Regions from separate parts of the Mus musculus genome. Here regions 1 and 3 are each linked to region 2. A link is a loop called in an ENCODE intact Hi-C map of the cell type or tissue named here. Cell type or tissue: heart. All regions are shown on one strand.

Region 1 (8,000 bases), 70 kb before region 2:
GAGGACATCTTTTGAGTTTGAGGCCAGCTTGATCTTAAATAGTGAGTTAAAGATTGCTGGGAAAACACAGTGAGCCTCTGTAGGTTAGGAAGGGGTGGTGTGTGTGATGGCGGTGCTTAAAGAGATGATGTATTGCTTAGGAGCGAGAGCTGCTTGCCCAGAGGACCCGGGTTTGAGTCCCAACACCTACACAGTGATTCACAACCATCTGTAACTCCAGTTCCAGGGATCCAACACCTTTTCCTGGCTCCCAGAAAAACTAAGCACACACATACAGAATACAGAAGATTACAGTAAACACCCATACACATAGAGTAACTTTTAAAAATTAGGCTGGGTATGGTGGCCCACCTCTTTAATTTTAGTACTTGACAGATAGAAGAATCTCACTGTTTAGAATAGGCTGGTCCTTAATCCATGTAGCTCAGGCTACCCTCAAACTTGTGGCCATCCTTCTGGTTCATTCTCCTGAGCACTGAGATTACATGCATCCATTCACCATACCATAGCATGCCTATGGAGGTCACAGACATCTTGCTGAAGTCAGTTCTCTCCTGCTAGACAGAACTTGGGTCATCAGACTTGGTGACAAGCACCTTTATCCTCTCAGCCATCTTGTGGCCCTATTTTGTTTTTGAAACAGAATCTGTGGGCTGGAGAGATGACAGAGCAGCTAAGAGCACTGACTGCTCTTGCCGAGGTCCTGAGTTCAAGTCCTAGCAACTACCTCTCTGGTGTGTCTGAAGAGAGCGACAGTGTACTTGCATAAAACAAATAAATCTTAAAAAAAAAAAAGAAAGAAAAGAAAAGGAAACAGATTCTCATGTAATCTAAACTAGTCTTTGGTTTTGTGTAGTGGAGGCTAGACTTAAACTTGTGATTCTTGGGCCTCTACCTCCCGAGTGCTTTTTTTTCTTTCTTTTTTTTTTAAATTAAAAAAAAATTTTTTTTTCTCTTTTGGTGTTTTGGAGACAGGGTTTCTCTGTATAGCTCTGGCTGCCCTAGAACTCACTCTGTACTCTGTAGACCAGGCTGGCCTTGAACTCAGAAATCTGCCACCTCTGCCTCCCAAGTGCTGGGATTAAAGGCGTGTGCCACCACTGCCCGGCATGCTTTTGTTTTCTATGTGTGTGGGTGTGCATGTGTGCCAAGATGGTGTTTGATTCTCTTTCTTCTACCAAGTGGGGTCAGGGGCTCAAACTCAAGTTGTCAGGACTAATTTCCCCTTTAATGGAAAATACCCAGGGAGAAGAGGTTATGAAATGGAAGCTGTAGAGAGAATAAAAGAATTATTTCCAGGTAGCCTCAGCATCACTGGAGGTTAAAGGCACTGCTCAAGAGTAGAAAAGAACAAGAGTGAGACATGGTATAGGGAAGACTTAGCTAACTCTGGTGATCTGAGAGAGAATGGGCTAGGTTGGAACAAATCAAGAGCAAAAGGAACAATCCAAACAGGTGACAATTGTTTTAAGAATTCCCATACTTGCATTCCCACAGGGGTCCTTATTCTAGATTCCAAGTTAGTCCAGGAGACAGGTCTGAAGCAGGTAGGCATAGGGAAAGGCAAAACTAGTGTTCGGAGCCGAGTCAAGGATCCAGGGCTGCCAAGTCCAGGAAGTGGCTGTTCAACAGTAGCCAGTCTAATCCAATGGTCGGACCTAAGAACCGTCGGACCAGAGCCAGACTGAAACAGAGTTGCATATTGGTAATAGTCAATGGCTGGTGTCACACTAACCCATATGGGACATTCAAGCAGACACAGGCCTCTGAGGCAAATCCATTCAGAGGAAGGAGGTCCCGATCATCTTGACCCCCTTTAAGGGGCAGAAGTACAGCACTTCCAGGCTCCCAACACCTTTCATTTCCAGGACTTTTGGCAGCATGAGAATAAGCAGAGGGAGAAGTTACAATGGGGGTGAGTAGTGGGTATAACGAGCACTCAATATCACAGTGATTAAGAAGGAGCCAAATCTCTCTTATCTTTCTGCTTTCTGGTATTGTTAATTATTATTAGGCTATAGTAATGACAACTGAGATGCCAGCTAAGAAGGTTAGATAATGATAAAAGATAAAGATGGAAGTGAGTGATAGGAGGATCAGGGAGACCAGGGAGGAAGGATCAAACAAACAGTCAGAACATAATGGCTTTGACACAAGTATGTTAAGAAACGCCACAGCACCCAGAGTGTCTGTAACCCCAGCACCCAGCAAGTGCAGGAAGGATTGGTTCAAGGTGCAGAGAGCTTGTTGCTCCCTAGTCTGGGCTTCATGCAACCCTTTTCAAAGGAAAATGGTGTGATACATGAAGAGCACAGCAGTTCAGGGCAAGTCAAACATGGAGGCTCCAGCCTGGGCTACAGACTCACAAAAAAGTTCCACGGAGCCCTCCTGTATCCCTCCACCCCCATTCATGAGGTATCTACAGAGTAGCTGCGTTTTGAAAACATTCAAAAACAAACTTTAAAAATAAAAATGGGATAGATAGCGTGTAGGGGTTGCTAACTCTCACCTACAGGGCAGTGTGAGGGAAGATGAAGTATCTTAAGGTTAGTTGGCTCACAAAAGGCACACTTGGATATATAACTTAAGGATTTTAGTGTTTTTAAGTGCTGCCTTACAAAGACACAAGAGGTTAGTTATTAAAGTAATTAGAATAGGTGAGGGAGGAGGAACGAGCCAGGCCTCCCACTTACACATCTATCTCACAAACTCGCTCCCTATTATTCTTTCCAGGGTTGTACCTATCTAAACAGCCGAATTTGAGTGCACCTAAGGGGCGGTGTTTCTGGCGAGGTGGACTAAAGAAGCAGCCAGGACTCTTAGAGTAGAACTGCTCAAGCGCAAATGACCAATACAAATAGGCGCTACTACAACGTAGTTTTTCCAAACTTCTGGGCTATTTCGGGGGTGATTTTTTCCCCTTCCGGTTTAGACAGAATTCCACCGTCCTAAATAGCAGTTAACTTTTCTAAAGTCCGAGCACCTTCCTCTCGGAGCGTATTCCCGCAGCCCGGGCAGGTCTCCACCCCCACCCGGACACACGTCCTTAGTCTCCAGGCTCTTCCCCATCCCCCAGCCTCCCAGCCACATTGTGAGCACTCGCGCCCGCAGCAGCCGCGCTCCGCTCCGGCGAGGGCAGTCAGAGGGCTCAAAGCCAGTCTCCTCCAGGGCGGCTGCACGTGTCCGTTCCCTGGGGTGGGGGAAATTGCTCTTCCCGCTAGGCTGCTGATTGGTGCCTCCCCCCTACTCCACCCTTCCCGCCACACTCTACCCCTCCATCCTACTCGGTTCCAGCCGAACCAGCCCCACCACCTTCTTCCCTTGGAGAAGCGAGGCACTTTAGCGCTCCCTTAAGTCCCGTTCTCAGATAGGCTAATAATAGTAATAATAATAAAAATAAAAAAGCGCTAAAGAACAGGTGGAAAGCGCGTCGTTTCCCCGGGCCTCCGGTTTCCAGCGTGGACGTCCCACTCGCTCTGTCCCGCGCCACCCTCCACAGCAGTAATAACTGAAATCCCACACGTGCGCACTCCCGGAGCGAGTCCCCAGCAAGAGCACCACCCCGCGGGCCCTTTAAAAGGACTCGACCACTGAGGCCACGTGGGGGTGGGAGAGACCCTTATTGTCTTCCGTCACCAAAGTCGCCGAACTCCCCGGCCCCAAACACCTGCACGGCAGAGCGCGGCTCCCACCCGCCCGGCCGCCCGCGGGCTGCGCGCGGGCCCCTCCGCGTCACGGGCGGCCCCTCCCCGGGCGCGGCTCGCCCGCTCCCCCTCCCCCGCCCTCGGTGCAGCTGTCCGCGCAGGGGTGGGGGCGGGGTTGTTGTTGTGGTGCGCGCCGGCCCCGCCCCCTCCTCGTGGGCGGCCCCTCCTCCCAGGTTTCTGCCGGGCCCCCTCCCCACCCCCAGCCCCATCTGTTTTCCTCAGCGCTGAGTGGATTATATTGTATGGGATTGGGGGCGGCCGCACGGCCGCGGCGGGACGGGGCGAGCGCGCGGCCCCCGCCGGCTGCCCGAGCAGCGGCCGCTTGAGCGAGTCGGACCGCCGCCCCCCGCCCGGCCGCGCCTCCGCTTGAGCTCACGCCGAGCGGCGGGAGCCGCCGCGCGCTGAGTGAGAGGCGCTGCCGGCGGCCGGAGTCCGAGCGAGCGAGCGAGAGCGAGTGAGCGAGCGCGGCGGGGAGATGTGCCCGGAGGAAGGCGGCGCGGCCGGGCTGGGCGAGCTCCGCTCCTGGTGGGAAGTCCCGGCCATCGCGCACTTCTGCTCGCTCTTTCGCACGGCGTTCCGCCTGCCCGACTTCGAGATCGAGGTGAGTAGCCGGCGCTGCGCCCTTTCTCCGCGCTTCTCTGCGGGGAGTCGCGGGCCGCCGACTTGGCGCGGAGTGCGGGCGGCGAGGGGGCTCGGCGGCGGGCACGAGGCTGGCGGCCGGCACGGGCTCCCCGTGGCCCCGCGCGCTCTCGCCGGCGGGGGTCGAGCCTGCTTTTGTCGGCGCGGGACCCCGGGGCTCTCCCGGGACTTCTCGGCCGGTCTGAGGGCGAGAGTGCGCGCGCGCTCCCCGCTGGAGCCTCGGAGGCGGCGAGCAGCTGCTCAGGCGGGGACCGGGACGCGATGCGGGCTCACGCGCCGGGGGCCACAGCGGCGGGGCGGGAGCGGCCTCGGGCAGGGGCGGCGTTGCTCGGGAGACGCTCGCCCGGGTCGCACTTGGCGGACTTGCGGAGGCCCGTAACTCTCGGGCGCTTCGAGTCAACTTCGGGCGGGCGCAGATGGGGCCTGGGCTTGGGGCGTTCTCCTTGTGGGACCGCCCGTCGCTCACCGTCGCTCGGGACGCCGAGACTGTGGAGGGAAAGTTTGGGCCCCCCTCCCTTTTAAAACAGCTCCTCTACGGAGGAAGGCGCAGCCGTCCGTATTCCGGGAGCTCTCTCTCTGAGTTGATTTCGCCACCATTATTCCCCCGGGCGAGCGAGGAGGAAAGGAATGGCTTTCTGGCCAGGCCGAAGGTGCTTTCAAGACCCGAGGCTTTGTGATAACTGGACTAAAATCCGAGGGTCCTAATGACAAGGACGGTGGCGGGAGTGTGGGAAACGGAATGTATAAGATGGTCCGAAGCAGCATCCTGGCATTTATTTTTGGAAGGAATTGTGAAATACTGATTGGTTGGCAGGTTGAGTTGCTTTTTTTCCTGTCTGTAGGGACTTAATCACCCTTTTTTTTTTTTTTTTTCTTCCTTGGGACAAAGGTACAAGAAACTGTTGTTGGTCAGTTACTGTTTTCAGTTTTGTGACTGCCTTTACAATGGAAGTAATCAAAATTAAAGTAATTTATTTGGGAAGTCTGACCGTTGTGGTTGCCTCTTCACCCCCCCCCCCCCCGAATCTTGATTTTAATTTGTTGACTCTTGAGGTCTTCGCACACCTTTATTTTTTAAAGTCCGTTGTGTTTGCAGAAATATCACTTGCTTCTATGAATGAAGCGTGGGAATTTCCTCGTGTTGCAAAGTTAACGAAATTGGAAATCTAAACCGATTACAAGGGGTGTAGGTTAGGAAGGTGAAGAGGAATGTGGACTGAAGTTGGGGCCATTCGATGGCTTTTGGAGGGACTTTAAAACAAAGTGAAAAGGTTGGTAGGATTTTCCAGGTCGTGGGCTTCTCCAGGCTTTAGGAAAATGAAACTTGGCAATTAAACGCAACTCAAAGCGTTTATTTACAAAGTTTGAACAGGAGTGTAAGGACCATTTTTGTGATGAAATTTTGTAATGAAATCGGACTACAAAGATTAACGATTTGAGGAATCTTAAAGGGGAAGAGATGATGATTAATGATTCTGATGTCCTGTGTTTCCTTTTAGTTAGTTTGAAATCTTGAGTAGTCTAATTAAATCCTGCTGTTCAAAATGGCTGCAGTGTGTGTGTGTGTGTGTATGTGTGTGTGTGTTGGTGCTTGTGACAATTGCTGTCTTGGGTGCTGATAAACCTGTCCCAACCCATTTTCTTTCAAGAGGAAATAAATTGATGTGCGGATTACAAATTGAGTACATTTGAAAACGCCACTGTTGGAGAAATGGCACTTTCCCAAGTCCTTGTATTCCCATTTTGTTGATAAAAAGGTAGAGGAAACTCATTTTGTCTTAATTATACTCAACATATTTAAAGTTAACCTCTAATTTCTATCTTTAAATAGTAAACTTGAGGTTCTCAGTGTTTGTTGGCCTAATTCCTCTCGGAAATGTAAGCTGTTACTGTCCTTTACATGGTGAATAATCAGGTCTACTTGACATGGTGTCTCTTAATTCTAGTGGTTAAGAAAAAATTATGCTGTGTGGGTGTACATGTGTCAGGGAGTGCTTGTGGAGGTCAGAGGACAGTTTGAGGGAATTCATTTGGTGGTGAGAGCCCCAGGAGTCAAGCTTGGGTGGTCAGGCTTGGTACTAGTTTCCTTCACAGGGAGCCATCTCTCCTATGTGTTTCTTGGAAGATGCACTTTGTTCCTTAAAGTGTGTGTTACTTGAAACAACATTCAGCACATTACTATCCTGATTCCAACATGTACATACCTTAAATACTACCAGCCATTTCTCCCTTTCCCTATGGAGATGATCAATAAATGTGGAACATGATAGTGGTTTTCCCCTTCTGTATTTCCTGTATTTTATTTAGGGTTTTGATTAGTTACTGAAAGATGAAATATATCTAAAATTCTCATTCTCTTAAGAAATTTGACTTTGATCCATCAACAATGCAGAGTTCCCCAAAGATGCTAACAGTAAATTTGTTTTTGTTTTTTCTTTGGTGATTTGAAAAACATCAACTAGTTTATGGGTTAGGTCTTACAGAACAGTGTTAGTTTAGACCTTGTCTTTTTGTTTGTTTGTTTGTTTGTTTTTCGAGACAGGGTTTCTCTGTGTAGCCTTGGCTGTCCTGGAACTCACTCTGTAGACCAGGCTGGCCTCGAACTCAGAAATCTGCCTGCCTCTGCCTCCCAAGTGCTGGGATTAAAGGCGTTCGCCACCACTGCCCGGCTGACCTTGTCTTAAAGTAAAAATATACCAGTAAGGAGCTGAATGTACCTGCTAGACACATGGAAAGTCCTAATTACACTGGAAAAGCTAGAAATGAAGAATACTGATTACCAAATAGTTAAAACCAGACATCATTCCTTTAGGACACCAGTTTTCAGTTGTGGGAAAGATCTCATTTTACTCCTCTTTCCCAGGCTGAATCTTTGGATTTATAGAACATTGACAAAGCAGGAATCCTTAAGGATTTGTTTTTATCCCAAGCAAAATCTCTCAGGTGAAAGGCTCTAAGATTCTTGATGCTGTTCTGTAAGAGGTCAAGACCTCCCACTTAAGGTCCCTAAAGTGGTGATGTTTTTATTTTTGTATGTAAAAATATTTTTGCGCTCTGTTAATTAACCTTAAACTGATCATTTCTTCAGAAGAGTCAACATACTTGACTCTGTGGTGTATGTGGCGCTGGGGATTGAATTCTGTGTTCACACTTGCCAGGCAGGCACTGCATCACTGAACAGTCTTTTCCAGCCCTGAGACTACTTCTACCAGACAGAGTCTCATTATGTAGCTCTGGCTGGCCTGGAACTAACAATGTAGACCAGGCTGGCCTCCAACTCCTGGAGATCCTTCTGTCTCCTGAGTGCTGAGATCAGAGGTGTGTGCCACCATGCCCTACTTTTTTGCTTTTCATTTTAAGATAAGCTTGAACACTCATGAATTGCTGCCCTTAAATAAAGGTTCTAAAATAATCAGAACAAAAACCTGAGGGTACAATAATAATGTTTTCAGTGGCTCCAGATTCTTAGTTTATGATAGGGTTGTAGCTCAGTTGCCATAATTTCCTTCCCTGGTTTTCAAAACAAGACATGAATAGTATATAAAGCTTAATTTTTAGCAAAATACAGCTAAAATAATTAAAATAACTCAGTCATTGGGAAGCTGGTAACTCTAAAATTGTATCCTGACACTTGAGTAAAAATCTTCTGTTAACATA
Region 2 (8,000 bases):
TTCCCACAACAAACAATAGTGAATTTTTTTTCTGTAATTAACAAACTCCAGAGACTTGAAACTATATTTTTTATACACATTCCAATTTAAAAACAAAACATTGGAGAAAGATATTCTTCTGTCCTCCTTGCTCTATTGATGTTACCAATTTTAGAAATATATATTATTGTTACCTATTTATATATGTAATGGGAAAGGAGGTAGAATAATGCTTTCACAAATAGTGAAGTCAGTTTTGTTGTTGTTTTGTGATAGGGTTTTTCTTAAACTCTCCATCTTCCTCTGCCTCCCAAGCACTGGGAGTAAAGGTGTTGCCACTACTCAGTGTGGGAAGTAGTTTCTTTCTAGCCCCAAGAATTGTCTACTTTTATTTTTTATTTTTTATTTTTTTTTTTTTTTTGGTTTTTCGAGACAGGGTTTCTCTGTGTAGCCCTGGCTGTCCTGGAACTCACTTTGTAGACCAGGCTGGCCTCGAACTCAGAAATCCGCCTGCCTTTGCCTCCCGAGTGCTGGGATTAAAGGCATGCGCCACCATGCCCTGCAGGAGGTAGTTTCTAATCCAAATGTAACAGTCACATAACAGTCGTATAATTTAGTGCAGTCTCTGCTGAGTACTTGCAGTAACAGTGGGAAGGCCAGCACAGACCCATATGGCCTGGAAGTGCTCTGGGAATTGTTTTGCTGGATCTCAGCTGGAAAAAATAAGGTGCTGTATTGGTTGGAAAGATGGCTCAGTGGTTCAGAGTCCTTACTGGTCTTCCAGAAGACCCAGTTTCAGTTCTCTTGCACCTACATTGGGCAGCTCACAATTGCTTGTAATTCCAGCTTCATGAGATCCAATGCCCTGTTTGTCCTCCTTGGGCACCCAAACATAAACATAACATGCACGTACATACATACGTACATACATACATATGGCAAAGGTTTAGTACAAAACTACATGAAGCAAAGCCTTCAGAACATCTGTCTGGTTGATCTGGTTGGAAATTTGATAGGGGTTCAAGCTTGTTCAGCCTCTGTAATACCAGCACTTGGGAGGCTGAGGCAGGAGAATTGAGAGTATAAGGCTGTTCTGTGAGAGAACTGTATTGAAAGTTCTGATTGTCCTTGGTGTTATTGTCCTTCCTTTCACACGAGTACACATAAGGTAGCAATCCTAAACCAAATAGTCTTAGAATTCTTTTGATTCCTCTTTCTGTGTGAGCCAGCTGTGGAAGCCATGGTTGGGTATAGGGGGGAACATTTGTAATTTCTTCATCTTGTTCATCAAAGAGGCCTCTCTGAATTTCATCTGCCTGAAACATAAAGCACATTGCCATTTTAAAATACGATATGTATCTGAGTATAAGTTTTGAGTTGACTGTTTATTTTCCACCTGTTTTTTGTTACTCTCCCCTCCCCCCTTTTTTTTTCTTCCCAAATTGGCTTTCTCCTTTTGCATAGGGTCTGGATGCAGACAGTCTCAGAGTTGAACCTCTGGGTGAAGACAATTCAGGTGCACTCTACTGGTACTTCTATGGGACACGAATGTACAAAGAAGACCCAGTACAAGGAAGGTCCAATGGAGAACTCTCCTTGTGCAGGTACTGTCTCTAATGTCGGGGCTGTGATAACTGCTCTGTTAAAAATGCTATGAAAGTTAGTATATCAGAACCATACAGCACTTTTTTTTTTCAATGACATAATTAATTGTATTGGCATGCCTGAAATACAATAGCAAAGAGTTTTTTACTAAAAATACAAAGGAATTACTCTATAGCCTCTGCCACAAGACTGGTGAAAAATACTATGATTGGAACATGGAGAAATTCCAGATAAGAACCTTTTCAGTTCCACAGACTATTGAATACAGTAGCTTTGAGTACTTTTTCCTGTTAGGATTATTAATCTGCCTCAACGGTCCATAATCCCATGGCAGAATCTTAGTATGATGCAAAGTAAGGCCTTCAAAGTGCCTCGTACATAAGCGGTGGCCTCCTTCCTGTGGCCTCGTGAGCGAGTGATGCTCTGGCTTTATTGCGACTTCCTTACTGTTATGAACACCATTTGTTGCTAGGAAGGTGTTAGGTTGTTTTTAATAAATGTCAGTTTTCTCTGATTCCACATAAATTCTTATGGAAGAGAAGTCACTCTATTCCCCGTTTCTTCTATTTTGCATAATCCATTTTTATATCCTTATGGCAGAAAACACTGTAATTACTAATAGCAGAAATGATATTAGTTGTTAGTACTATGCCAGAACATTTCTATTTAATGATACTGTTTCTTAGGGAAAGTGAAAGGCAAAAAAATGTCTCAAATGTTCCTGGAAAAACAGGCAAAAGAAGAGGAAGGCCTCCAAAGCGAAAAAAGCTACAGGAGGAGATTATATCCAGGTAAGAAATCTCATTGCTCCATTTTCATAGACTCTCTCATACTAGAAGGTACCTTAGTTTCCCCTCATCTTTATTATTTTTACTTGTGCATAGAGAGGACATAGGTCATAGCTTACAGAGACCTGAGTCAGAGTCCACATGAAATTATCAAGCAGCCCTGTTTGTATGACCTCTATCTATCAGGTTATCTGCTTGAGCCTCTTACTTTATTTGGATGATAGTTGTTCATTTGGTGAGTATTAAACTGCACAGGACAGTACATGGCAATACAAGAAGATGAAGGCTGTGCTTGACCCATAGTATTTGATAAACATTCCTTTTAGTGTATATTTCAAAATGTGTTATACCACTAGAAAATGGGGTAAATTTGTTCTGGGGTTACTTGTGAGCTATGGATATAGTGAATTGATAGAATATACAAGGATTTGGGTTACAGATTTAGGTGGGGTATTTGTTTTTGGTTTTTTGGTTTTGTTTTGTTTTAAACGTCAGTGTCTATCTCTATTGCCCTGGCTATCCTGGTACTTGTTCTGTTGACCAGGCTGGCCTTGAAGCACCTACCTCTGTCTCCTTAGTACTGGGATTAAAGGTGTATGCCATCACCATCTGGCTTAGTTCTTCCACTGTAGTAAAGAAGGTGCTTGAACATGTACATTCACAATGACAAAATATATATAAAATATTTTATATGTCATTACTTTTTAGGGAGGTCTACTATTTTTGTGTGAGTATGAGGTTGCGTGGACATGTGGAGGTCAGAACTTGATGTTGGTGTCCTCCTTGATCATGGTTGTCTTTCCTAACACTTCGATTACATGTGCACCACCGTGCCTGGGTACCTGGCCATCTTAGCGTTTCTCTTGTCGTGATGAAACAACATAACCAAAAAGCAAATTGGGGAGAGAAGGGTTCATTTGGCTTACACTTTGATGCCACAGTTCATTGAAGGAAGTCAGGACAGAACCTCAAACAGTGCAGGAACCTGAAGGCAGGAGCTGATGCAGATGCCATAGAGGCATGCTGCTTACTGCCTTGCTTCACGTGGCTTGACCAGCTGTTTTCTTTCTTTTTAAAAAAAAAAAAGTAGCCGGGGGTGCGTGGTGGCACGTGCCTTTAATCCCAGCACTCAGGAGGCAGAGGCAGGCGGATTTCTGAGTTCGAGGCCAACCTGGTCTACAAAATGAGTTCCAGGACAGCCAGGGCTACACCGAAAAACCAAAAAAAAAAAAAAAAAAGTTTATCTGCTTATTCTTTTGTACATATTTAGTGTTTGTCTTTTATGTATGTCTGTGTGAGGGAGTTGTATCCACTGGACCTTGAGTTACAGACAGTTGTGAGCTATCCTATGTGGGTGCTGGGAACTGACCCCAGGTTCTCTGGAGCTCCCCAGCCTACATTCTTTCTTTCTTTTTCTTTCTTTTTTTCTGCCCCCCCACCCCACACACACACAGCTCATCATCCCATTTCTCCTCCACCCTGTCTCCAACAAAATGCCTCCACCCGCACCTCACCGCCACCTCCACCCTTCTGCCAGGCCTCCCCACCCCCTAGGGCCTCAAGTCTCTCCAGCTAGGTTAGGCACATCATCTCTCATTGAGGCCAGACCAGGCAGTCCTCTGCTGTATATGTATATATAACTGCCTCGGATCAGCTAATTATTCCTGTCAAAAAGAACTGCAGGGACAAAAATGGAGGAGAGACTGAGGGAAAGGAGGTCCTTTGAGGGGCAAAGGCAGGAGGATCCTAAGTTCCAGACTAGCCTGAACTACATAGCAAGGTTGTAATAACAAGAAGGTGGTAATGGGAAGAATTCTTAGAAATCACATGGCTAGGCTAGTATGTAAGATCTGTTAAATTTAAGATTACAACTGCCTGGTCCTTCTTCCTTTTGGAAAGTGTCTGTACTCACTTGTGATCTATATATTGAGCATTTGTTTAAGGATTTCCTGAGAAGTCCACACATTCTTCTATAGTCAGAAATCTGTTTTATACCTATCTTAATGTTGGGGATATAGAACCATTGTACCATTGTATTGGTACACATGGGCTTATACTACCCTCTACTGGCAAGTGACAGTCTTGAGCAGAGGCAGTTCAGTTTCATAGTCCATCTTCCTAAGGGTGTAACTGTAAGCTTCCTTTCTAGTGTAGCCCAGAACCACAGCGAGAGAGCACCAGAATCGCAACTGTCATTTCCCTTTTCATTGTGGTGCTACCATAACCTTGATACTTGGCTCTCAGCACTCCCGTTCTCTGCAGCAAGCCCACCATCCATTCTAGTTTTATTTCTCTTTAGAATTATTCTTCCTAACTTTGAACTCTGACAGACTCCAGTCCTAGCCACCATTATGTTTACTGGATCCACACCTGCAAGAAAGACAAACAATTTGGGCATGTGAGTGTTTTAATTATTTTCTCTTTTTTCTTGTTTTTCAGTGAAAAGCAGGAAGAAAACTCCTTGACATCTGACCTACAGACAAGAAATGGTAATGATATTTGTTGCTGTCTCTCAGCATGATTCATACATATATTACAGTCATACATTGTATTAGGATGATTCCAACTGCCTCCAGCTTGTTGCTCCCTGTTTCATCCTTTCCCCTGCCATCCATCTCAGACACTTAAGATGAGAACTAGTTCTGTTCTGTCACCTGCCACAGTATATGCCACAGACATTTGCGTAGACAAGCAGTTAGGGACCTGGAAAGGATTGAATGCATGCATGTTTGTATATACATACACACATAAATGCATTATTAGATTTTAGTTTTTTGAGTCAAGGTTTCTCTGTGTGTAGCCCTGGCTTTCTTCGAACTGACTCTATAGACCAGCTTGACACCTGCCTTTGCCTTCCAAGTGCTGCGATTAAAGGAATATGCCACACCTCACCTTGATTAGATCTTAATTCTGTATCCAAAAGTTTTAAATTTGGAAGGAAATAGCCAATTTGTACACAATCTCAGTTTCAAAACCATTTTTCTAGAAAAATAATATATTTTTAACCATTTCTAGAATGTTAAATTTTTCTTTAAATCACAATAAGAGGGGTTTTGTTGTTGTTTTGGGTTTTTCCTTGTTTGTTTTTGCTAGGCATTTGTCTGGTTACAAACAATGATAATAATAGGAAAACTAAAAGTATAATAATCACAGCACTTTGAGGCAGAGGTAGGCAAGTTTAAGGCCAGTCTAGTCTATAATGAGACCCCACCCCCCCAAAAAAAAAGTATATATTATTTTCTAGACACTGGGTGAAGTGCTTGTAATCCCAATGCTTTTGGGGCTGAGGCAGGAGGTTTACTTAGTCTCTGGAGTTCAACACTTTCATAGGCAACATATTGAGGTCCTATTCTATGAAAGAAAAGAGCGTGCTATCAGACTTGAGAAGATTAGCAGCTCCTTTTTTATGATTCCTCTGTTTGAGTCATGACCCAGGGTAATAGGAACAAAAGTCTAGTGTAGGCTCTATTTTAGTGAATCCATCCATTTTCTGTAGGATCCCGAGGGCCAGGCCAAGGTACTTGGTGGCTCCTGTGTCAAACAGAAGAAGAATGGAGACAGGTCACTGAGAGCTTCCGAGAGCGGACCTCTCTCCGAGAGCGGCAACTCTACAAGCTCCTTAGCGAGGACTTCCTGCCTGAAATTTGCAACATGATTGCCCAGAAGGTAGGTCCTGCCTACTGCTCAGGCCCATGCTGTTCCTTCCTGATAGGACTGGGTGTTAATGTAGGAGCTGTGTGGACCTGCTTTCCCTATCCTGGTGTCATTTATGATGTTTCTAAGTCCATGGCTAATGCCTGCAGTCTTTACAATGGCTTTTTGCAAACTGGAACCAGCTTTCTTGTTTTCCTATTACTTTTACTAGAAAACTTGGCCCAAGTTTGCTCTCTCCCACACTCCAAGAAAAATGATCGTTTTAGGAATTAACCTATTTCGCCCTCACAATGTCAGCCTTTGAACATTTGTCCCTATAGACCTGTGAAAGTTCCTCACCTGACTACACCTGAGCTGTTTTGTAGTTTCTCTGACCTGAGTGTAAACTTTACGAACTATATTTCAGTCTACATACACCCTATACATGACATTTTCAAGTAAATAACTTTGTGCCCCCCTTTTCATGTTTTGGATGTTATTCAAAATTGTGGCTCGGGGGTTAGAAGTGCATGCATGTTGCTTTTGCAGAGAACCCAAATTCAATTCAGTTCCCAGCACCCATGTTTGGTGACTCAAAACTATTTGTAGTTCGAGCTCTAGGCTCATACTGAACTCTGTGAGTACTTACACTCATGTGCACTCTATCTTTGTCTGTGTCAATCCCCCCACACATACACACACATTTTGTTAAGCCCCACTTAGAGCTCCATCTGATGACACTGGAGTCTTGGCGTTCAATGATTTATTCCTTAGTATTTTTATTTATTTATAATATACAATGGTAATACCCCTCTTCTAGGTCATCCTCTTATGTTTCTGTCTTTTTGTATTGTTTTTTGTTTTTTATGGCCCACTGCATAAAACTTCCTTCATTGGGTAGAGATTTATGTAACTGAGCAACAGCAGTTTATCACTGTCTTTACCCCTGATGATTATGACTCTTCTTCTATCAACCATTTGCTGCCTATAGCTCTTCAAGTAGGGACTGATAAATCCAGTGACACGGATTGGAGAAAACAGGCATACCTGCCCTCCTGCCACACCCCCTCCCCTGCCCCAGCTATCAGTTGCAAATAGCTTCTTAGTTAGAAGTGGGACTGTCCACATAATGGCTCACAACCATCTGTACAGCTACAATGTACTCATATATACGTAAAAAAAAAAAAAAGAGAGAGAAGTGGGACTTTTCCTCCGGGCTTAGACTTTGTTGATTCCTGTGTCTGCTTGTTTGTACTAGCATGTGAGAGCTACCTCCACACCAAATAAAAAATACATTGTAATCCATCAAGTCAAGGCTAAATTTTGACTATAATGTTAATATTGCTATTTTCGATATAACAGCAACAAATTTGTTTTTGCAAAACTAGAGATTGGCTCTAGGGCCTTAAGTGTGCCAGGCAAGTGCTCTCCTCACTGAGCTGAATCTAAAGCCTCTACCAAAAAAAAGAAAAAAAAGAATGTAAACTGCAAACGTGTAGAATGTTTGTGGAAAACTATTGTGTGAATGTGATTAAAATGTATGTTAAGTAAGATTTCCTGCAGGTGCTGGATGACTGGATTCGTCATCAGAACCTTCTGCCATCCTTTCTAGAGAACACATTCCCACCCACCAAATTGTTTGCAACCTATCCTGGTGTCTGATGTGTTCCAAATTTGAAAAATCACTGAAGATAGATAAACTCATTTATCAGGAATTTTATCAGTAGTCTTAGAGTTCTACCTAAAACATACTATTTTCAAATTCTTATATATGAAGAACTATCTATTCTTAGAGGAAAACCTAAATTTACACCCGAAGGAGTTGAAAATCATTACAGTCTGAGCCAGTTCCCACCATAAACATATTTTTCTCCAAAGCAAAATTGAATCTGTGTAAAAACTATGACAAACCTAGTGTGCTGGGCTCTATCTGTAATTCCAGCATTGGGAATCCGAGGCAGAAAGACTGTTGAGAGTTGGAAGCCAACCTGAACC
Region 3 (8,000 bases), 160 kb before region 2:
CACCACCACCCGGCCTTTTTTTTTTTTTTTAAGAGATAGGTTATCTCTGTGTAGCCCTGGCTGTCCTGAAACTCCCTCTGTAGACCAGGCTGGTCTTGAACTCAGTGATCCACTTGCCTCAGCCTTCCAAGTGCTGGGATTAAAGATGTGTACTGACCAGTGCCATGCTATCCTCCTTCCTAACCCCCACCCCTCCTCTTTTTCTTGATCTTACTATTCTTGCCTCAGAAACTTCCTATCTAGATTTTTTTCAACAACAGAGTCAAAAGATTTCTAAGAAGACTTTTAATCCGTTGCTAGTACAGGATTACCAACCCCCAGCTATGGAACCAGAGGCCTGTGACACCTATATACCCTGGTGGCAAAGATCAAGCTTGTCCCAAAAGGACTTTGATGCTCCCATTAGGCAAGAACCAGTCTAAAGATAATGTTGCCTCCTTCCCTGGTCACTGACTGTTTTAGTAAACAAAAAAGGGAGGAATGTTGGATATTCACATCAACCCAGTTGGCAGAAGGGCTTTCCCTGAGGCTCCTACAGATCCCTTGTAAACCTGCTCCCAGAGACCTCCAGGTCCTGACTACTTTGACTCACTGAGGTACACCAAGCTTCCACCAGCAAGGCCCTGTTCCCTTGGGAACTCCAAAGGCCAGGCCCCACCTACCAGACCTAATGGCCATAATGGCAGTTCCTACCCCAAGGTTGCACACAATCATAAACACACTACTTTACTGTTTACATTGTCTTCATCTTTTCTAAGAACAACACTTTGTAGTCTAGGCCATGACTTCAGGGGGAACAGACTCAGTTGCTTAGGCTCCTCATTCGTCCCCACAAAGAAGTGTGTTTCTTGGGCTGGAGAGATGACTCAGTGGTTCAGAGCACTGGCTGCTCTTCCAGAGGTCCTGAGTTCAATTCCCAGCACCCAGAAGCTCTGATGCTCTCTTCTGACATGACATGCAGGTTTACATGCAGCAGAGCATTCATATGTATAACTTACATAAAAGAAGGAGAAGGAGAAGAAGAAGAAGAGGAGGAGGAGGAGGAGGAGAAAAAGGAGAAGGAGAAGAAGGAGAAAAAGGAGGAGGAAGGAGAAGGAAGAAGAAGAAGGAGAAGGAGAAGGAGAAGGAGAAGGAGAAGGAGAAGGAGAAGGAGAAGGAGAAGAAGAAGAAGAAGAAGAAGAAGAAGAAGAAGAAGAAGAAGAAGAAGAAGAAGAAGAAGACTGTTTCTCTTAGTGGGGCAGCTCCAGCTGACTCCTGTGCCCTTCTCTTTGGCATTGGGTGTGGTCGGATCGTTTCTCTTGGCACACTTCAGGATGTTGTTTTAGAGTGGTCCATATGCTCAATCTGCACACTAATTCTCTCGGCAAGCATCTTGCCCTTCACTTGCTTGCATGCAAGGATGCCCACAGCATGCTGGGTGATGTCATAGTAACATTTACAAGACATTCCTTTTTGAACAGTGCCTGCTACCTTGATGCTTACAGAAAAAGTGACTTCCTGTAGATTCACAGACACCTGGCCAAAGGAACAACTCCACTTCCTAACTTTCCTGGAGATCTTGGGGGGTGGGGGTGGGGGGATATGTTTCTCTTCTTTTTCCTTTGTAGTATGTGTGTGTGTGTGTGTGAGAGAGAGAGAGAGAGAGAGAGAGAGAGAGAGAGAGAGAGAATGAGAGAGAGAGAGAGAGAGAGAGAATTTTGATAACTTGCTTGAAGATGGCTGCCATTGGTGATGACAGTGGTAGGTGGTGATGATGGTATTGATGATGGTTGGGTGGTAGTGGAGGTGGCAGTGGTTGTAGTGAGATCGGGACTGGAGAGATGGCTTAGCAGTTAAGAACACTGATTGCTTTTCCAGAGGTTTGGAGTTTAATTCCCAGCACCTACAAGGGTGGGTAACAGCCATCCTTAACACCAGGATAAAGTGCCCTCTCCTGGCTTCTAAGGGCACTTCACACACACACACACACACACACACACACACACACATGGCACACAGACATACATTACATACAGGCAAAAAGGATATAAATATAAAGTAAAATAAGCATTTTAAAAATAAAAATTATTTAGGAGCGAACAGTAACAGTATTGTGAAGATGAAAGATAAAATCCCACTTTCAGAGACAGATTTGAATGAGGAAAAAGCCTCCTGTTGGTAGTTTATTCAGAGCCTGGTATAGTGGCACACTAGGCTTGAATCTGAGTCCTTGGGTTCTACCAAAACTACTTGACAATTACCCATATCTAAGAATGAAGTTTTTTTGGGTTGTTTGTTTGTTTTTAGGGGCAGGCTGGGGTGGTGTGTGACTGCGATCCCACCTTTTGGTAGGATGAGTCAGACTGCCCACAAATTTGGGACCAGCCTGGTCTACATATCAAATCTAGTGCCAGCCTGTGGTACTTGAGACCTTGTCTCAACAAACAAAATGACAAGGGCTGGGGATAGCTCAAGAGTAGAGCATTTATCTGGCATGAGCCAGGCTGTGGGTTCCATCCCCAGCACTGCAAACCAAGCTGGCCGGTCAATTGACTGGGTGCCAGCTGAAGCTCTGATCTCTCATAAGTGAAGACTAGAGAATTTGCTTGGTGTAGAAGGAAGGTGGAGGTGCTGTCACTGACCAGACGACAATAGGGTGGCCGAAAGCTGCGGGGGTTGAAGAACAGACAGTTAAACAGGCTAGCTGTGGGACCTGCTGCCACGAAGAGAGAACTTTCATTGGATTGCCTTGTGTCTGGAAAAGGAAATGGGCTAGAGACAAGGAAACTGGCATTCTAAAAGCCAGCGTATCTGTAAAGTGGGAAAGGGTGGGCTTAGAGGCACAATCCTGTTTCTTTACACGGGAGGATCCAGCCCTGGGAACATGGCTCCAAAACACCAAAGTTGTAAGAGCAGCGTTAGCCTCTGGGAGCTGCAAACTGCCCCTGTATCCCTGAGCTTCCACAGTCAGCCTATCCCAAAACCAAGGCCGTGGCTGTGCACATCCATAGGCTGAACAGGCTGAGCAAGCTTCCCTCCTGCCCTGCCCCCTCCGGACACAGGTGAGAGAGGTCAGAGGAGCAGTGCTCAGCAGCCCTTGGTACATGGGTGGCTTGTGGGGTGGTTTGTGTGTGTGTGTGTGTGTGTGAGCGCGCGCGAGCATGAGCTTGTATGTGTCTTTAAACTGGCAGCTTAAAAGAGCCCCACAGGCATCTGCATTTTCTACCCCATCCTAACCCCTAGGCCCAGTGCCAGGGGAGCAGACCCTTTGTCAGCGGAGCCATCCTGGCTTTGTGCTCCATGAGGAAGGCAGAAAGAGACCTTTGGCAATCCTCATGGGGAGGGGAGGGACTCGGGCACCAAAGTCTCCAAAAACGTTCTCATTTGAACAAACAAACAAGAACAAAGCTGGAGGAAGGGCCGCGGAGACAGCGAGTGAACTCTCAAACTACCGTAATTAAGGTGGACTCCCTCCCAAACGCTCCTGCGCTAAAGCCGCTGTGTTTATTAACCTGGTCAAAAGGCGGCAGGGCAAACTAAGCTGGAGCTTTGCCTCTGAACAATTTAGCATGCAAATGAGACAGAGGCACTGGGGTGTGAAGGGGACCCGTTAGTAACTCCGTTGGTCTTGGACTATATATGTACAGGAGAGGGGAAGTCCCTGCCTATGGACGGAGATGCTGGGACAAACCGGGCAGAAATTGGGGTGGTGACCTGTTTGCACCCAGATGGCATCCACTGGAACAGGCTGGGTTGCTACCGAGGCTAGGAGCTGGCAGACTTGCCCGCCCCACCCCCAGGGCCATGCCAATTAACGTATAAGACTGTGCCAGTGAGACCCAGGGATATTTACATTGCATTTGTGCCAGTGTCAGCCCAGGGGGTGACTACCCAGTGAAAACCTTTGCACTGTGCAAGAGGGCATTGCCAGGGTGTCTGCACGGCAGAAGTGAGCATATGGGCCGCAAGCAACCCTACAGACAGAGGAGGGAGTACAGCACCCACGTGGATCTCCCTCCGGCGGCTCTGCTTTGGTTTCGAGACCTGTAACTAAGGCAAAAGACCACTAGGGCTCCTAGTTGCACCGCTTTCCCTCCTCCCAGCTGCTCTGGTCTCAGTCTCTGGCGCTCAGGCTCAGAGATACAAAACAGCTGAGCAGATAAACAAGCCACCACCTGCTCTCTCCTCCCCAGTGACACCGCCCTCGTCCCCAAGTCCCACCCCTTCTTCCGTGCACTCTCTCCCTCCATTCCCCCCAGAAGCCTCACTCCCTGGTGGCATGGTGGCGGCAGCAGCTGCTGCAGTCTGCCTCTCTCCTGCTGGCACTTACTCCGCAACACGCCCCCCCCCCCAGCCCCTCCGCCGCCCCTGTGCCCCACCAATGGCAAATGAGGAACACGTGTCTGGAGCCCTGTGCGCTCTCTCTCTCTCTCTCTCTCTCTCTCTCTCTCTCTCTCTCTCTCTCTCTCTCTCTCTCTCTCTCTCTCTCCTCCCGAGGCCATTTCAAACAAAACGTTTGTGCTTCTGAAAGTCAGGCATGGATCTCTGGAGTCCCCAAGGAAAACAGGTTTATGGCATCCGCCAGCCCTGGAGCCAGTGTCTGGCCATTTGGCCCAGAGCCCTTTTGCTAGGGACAGGAAGAGTGAAAGGAAAGGGTTAATCTGTACAGAGGAGCCCTCAGGGGTCCAGTTCCATTCCAGACTGCAGGGGAAGTAGGCTCTGGGATAGAGGGCTCTGGAAAACACCCGGGAGAAAGTCAAGTCACCTCTTGTAATACTTGATAGTGCAGAAGAGAGGCATATATATGATGTGCTCTGACACATGTTACATATATCACATATATTATTGTGCTTGGTGTGTCCCTGTGACAACACACTTTGGGTTTGGTAGTCAGAAGCCCTAAGTTAGCTTAGGGCTTAATAGGTCCCCAGCGCCAATGGCAGGCATTAACAGAAGGTCCCATTAGTTGGGGACACAGGAGAGGAACTCCAGAGTGCCTCTTCCCAGGGAGCAAGTGTGTGCCCTAAGCTGCCTGGTGAGATACCCTAGAGGCTCTGAGCGCAATTCACAGCTTGAACCCTGCACTGCCAGCCACCTCAACTGTGAGAAGCTTAAGATGATAAAACTTGGTGCCCCCCACCCTGTTTTTCTGTCCTTACACCCTCACCCCCCTGGCACCCCCACTCCACCCTCCCACCTCCCAGGCCCCCAACACTCCCCGCGCTGTGCCTCTAGTTCCTCATAAATTTGTCTTTACAGTTTATGCAGAAGGGCTTGTGTTTGAAGGACCCAAGCCTGCCTTTCATTTGTTCGAACCTCCCATCCCTTTGTGCTGGAGGGCAAAGCTGGGCCTTGCACTGCATATGCGGAGCAAAGGCCCCGCCACTGAGCTTCACCCAGACTGTCATCAGGTATTTGAACGCACAATGCTGTTTGGTGTGGTAAGCAGCCAAGAGACCAACTTAGCACAGGGCTGGGCAGGACGACAGTCAAGGCTTTCTGGCCTTGAAGGAGAGACTTCAACTTCCTCAGACCCCCAGATTTAGTTTTCTCACTGGTAAACTGCAAAAGGGGGCCCTGACGAGAGCTCAGAGGTTAAAGGTGCTGGCCACCGTGCACACACACACACACACACACACACACAATTCATTGACTAGTTAACTAATTAATAGAAATTTTTTAAATAAAAAAGGACCTGCCTCATAATTTAGCTAGTCATTTATTTATTTATTTATTTTAAATTTTATTTATTTAATGTATGAGTGCTCTGCTGCACATACATCTGCCTGCCTGAAGAGGGCATCAGATCCCCCTATAGATGGTTGTCAAACACCATGTGGTTGCTGGACTTGAACTCCAGACCTCTGAAAGAGCAGTCAGAGCTCTCAACCACTGCTAAGCCATCTCACCAGCACTTATTTATTTTTAGACAGGGTTTTTCACTAGGCTGGCCTGGAACTCTCCTGCTAGTCCGTGCTAGCCTTGAACCCACAGAGATCCCCCGCTTTTGCCTCTGAGTGCTGGGATTGAAGATGTGAGCCCTGCTGTTTATTTTAACGTGTTGTGTAAGTGTTTTGCCTGCATGTAGGTCTGTGCTACACGCCTGTCTGGTGCCCGCTGAGGTCAGAGGAAGGAAGTAGCTCCTCTAGAACTGGAGTTACAATGGATGGTTGTGAGCCACCCTGTTGTATTAGGAACCAAACCTGGGTTCGCTGTAAGAACAGTATCCTTAACTGCTGAGCCATCTCTCCCCAGCCCCATAGATATACCTCATTTATAGATTACTGGTGGAATGCATGCTGGTGCTCATGACACTGTGGGTTCTGTCCCCACCACTGCAAAAACACAGTCACAAAGGTGCACAAAGGTATGTGAAAGCCAAAGCCAAAGCATCTTTTTACTGGACTTCCTCAATGTCCTACTTTCTTTCTTTTTTTTTTTATTCTGAGGACTAGGGGGGGGGGGTGTGGAGGGGGTGTGCAGGCGAGGGGCAGGGCTGGCGAGATTGGCTGCTCTTAAAGAGAACCTGAGTTCAATTAACAGACCTCACACAGCAGCTCACAACTGTCTGTAATTCCAGTTCCTGGGGATCCTATGCCCACCAGGTACACAAGGGGTGTACAGACAGACACACATACAGGCAAAACACCCAAACTCATGAAATGGGATATAAAAAAAAAAGTTAAAAAATTAAAAAGCAAAACTAGTACAATCCTTTTGGATATAAAATGTAAGCCCAGAAACAACTGAACCTAGGGGCTCACTATTTCTAAACACTCTAAACTCAACCACTGAGCTGTGGTCATCAGTCCTTTTTTTAAAAATCCTTTTTCATTTTTAAGGTAGGGTCTCACTCACCTGGGCTCGAGCCAGCCGTCCCAGGTTTCCTTACTAGCTGGAATTACAGGCCTGCCTTCTCCGGCAAGCTGAAGAACTTCTGCCCTTTTCAGGGGAGTGGGAACTGAGACTCTGCGGGGTGTCGCTGCAGAGGGGGAGGGTTGACACCCTCTAACACTTTTCTTCTAAACAAGGGGCAACACTTAATCCCAACACTTGGGAGGCAGAGGCAGGCAGATCTCTGAGTCCGATGCCAACTTGTTCTATAGAGTGAGCTCCAGGACAGCCAGGGCTACACAGAGAAACCCTGTTCCGAAAATTAAAAAAAAAAAAAAAAAAGATTCTTGAACTTCACACATGTTTAGCATAATGAGGCTCTGGGTTCCATGGGTACCATTGCCACATATAAATGCATAAGTAAATAAACATGTAAACAAACAAACATACACATAAGTAAAATGGATGGGGGCCAGGAGAGCCTTAGGTTTCTACAACTGTGAGAAAACATCATGACCAAAAGCAACTTGGGTTTAATCTCAGCTTATAACGTAGAGTGTATCATGAAGGGAAATCAAGGCAGGAACCTGGAGGCAGGAACCAATGCAGAGGCCATAAAAGAGTATTGCTTACTGGCTTGGTCCCCATGGCTTGCTCAGCCTGCTTTTGTGTATCACCCAGGACCACCCTACCCAGGGTGGCACGACATGGGTAGATCCATGGTACTAAGGGGCTGGATCCCACCACATCAGTCAAAAAAAAAACCAAACAACAACAAAAAAGCCAATAGACGTGGCTATAGGCCAGTCTTATGGAGGCATAGTCTCAACAGAGACTCTGTCTTCCAGAACGACTCTAGTTTAGGTCAAGTTGATAACAACAACAAATCAATCAGACACGAGGCCCATTGTTGAGCAGGTTGGCAGGACCCTAGAGGCTGGCATCAATCAACATATCCCTGCCACTAGAGGTTGCTGTCTTGGTGGAAGAGCTTCAGTTCTAGACTTTTCTGTCTCTTTGTAGAGGTGGAGTTTTTTGGGGGGGTTGTGGGTTTTTTGGGGGTTTTTTTTTGTTTTTTGGTTTTTTGGTTTTTTCGAGACAGGGTTTCTCTGTGTAGCCCTGGCTGTCCTGGAATTCACTTTGTAGACCAGGCTGGCCTCGAACTCAGAAATCTGCCTACCCCCAAG

Evidence for each region. Peaks named below come from ENCODE experiments on the same cell type or tissue, not always from the same donor. Only the 100,000 strongest peaks of a DNase experiment are listed, where the experiment ranks them.
Region 1: it touches region 2 in a loop (2.5-fold over the local background); 7 of 42 quality-filtered maps call a loop at or near these places.
Region 3: it touches region 2 in a loop (4-fold over the local background); 6 of 42 quality-filtered maps call a loop at or near these places.

The regions. Positions count from the first base shown.
Region 1 is chr6:120,662,403-120,670,402 of GRCm38, forward strand. It overlaps Cecr2 (CECR2, histone acetyl-lysine reader), which reads left to right and starts at 3,912. Exons shown (of 19, transcript NM_001368706.1): 1 at 3,912-4,305. The coding sequence starts at 4,180. In heart, a CTCF peak has its summit at 3,552; DNase peaks (open chromatin) are centred at 3,189, 3,699, 3,849 and 4,799; H3K4me3 peaks cover 3,767 bases; H3K27ac peaks cover 3,018 bases; H3K27me3 peaks cover 278 bases.
Region 2 is chr6:120,732,288-120,740,287 of GRCm38, forward strand. Cecr2 (CECR2, histone acetyl-lysine reader) reads left to right here. Exons shown (of 19, transcript NM_001368706.1): 4 at 1,444-1,583; 5 at 2,271-2,375; 6 at 4,812-4,861; 7 at 5,869-6,038. Among named protein-coding and RNA genes, the nearest start is that of Slc25a18, 37 kb to the right of the region's middle. In heart, CTCF peaks have their summits at 4,432 (motif pointing left) and 4,635; no DNase peak of the experiment used is centred here.
Region 3 is chr6:120,576,154-120,584,153 of GRCm38, forward strand. No RefSeq gene overlaps it. Among named protein-coding and RNA genes, the nearest start is that of 1700072O05Rik, 25 kb to the left of the region's middle. In heart, CTCF peaks have their summits at 4,053 and 5,769 (motif pointing right); a DNase peak (open chromatin) is centred at 4,058; H3K4me3 peaks cover 2,175 bases; H3K27ac peaks cover 2,215 bases; H3K27me3 peaks cover 759 bases.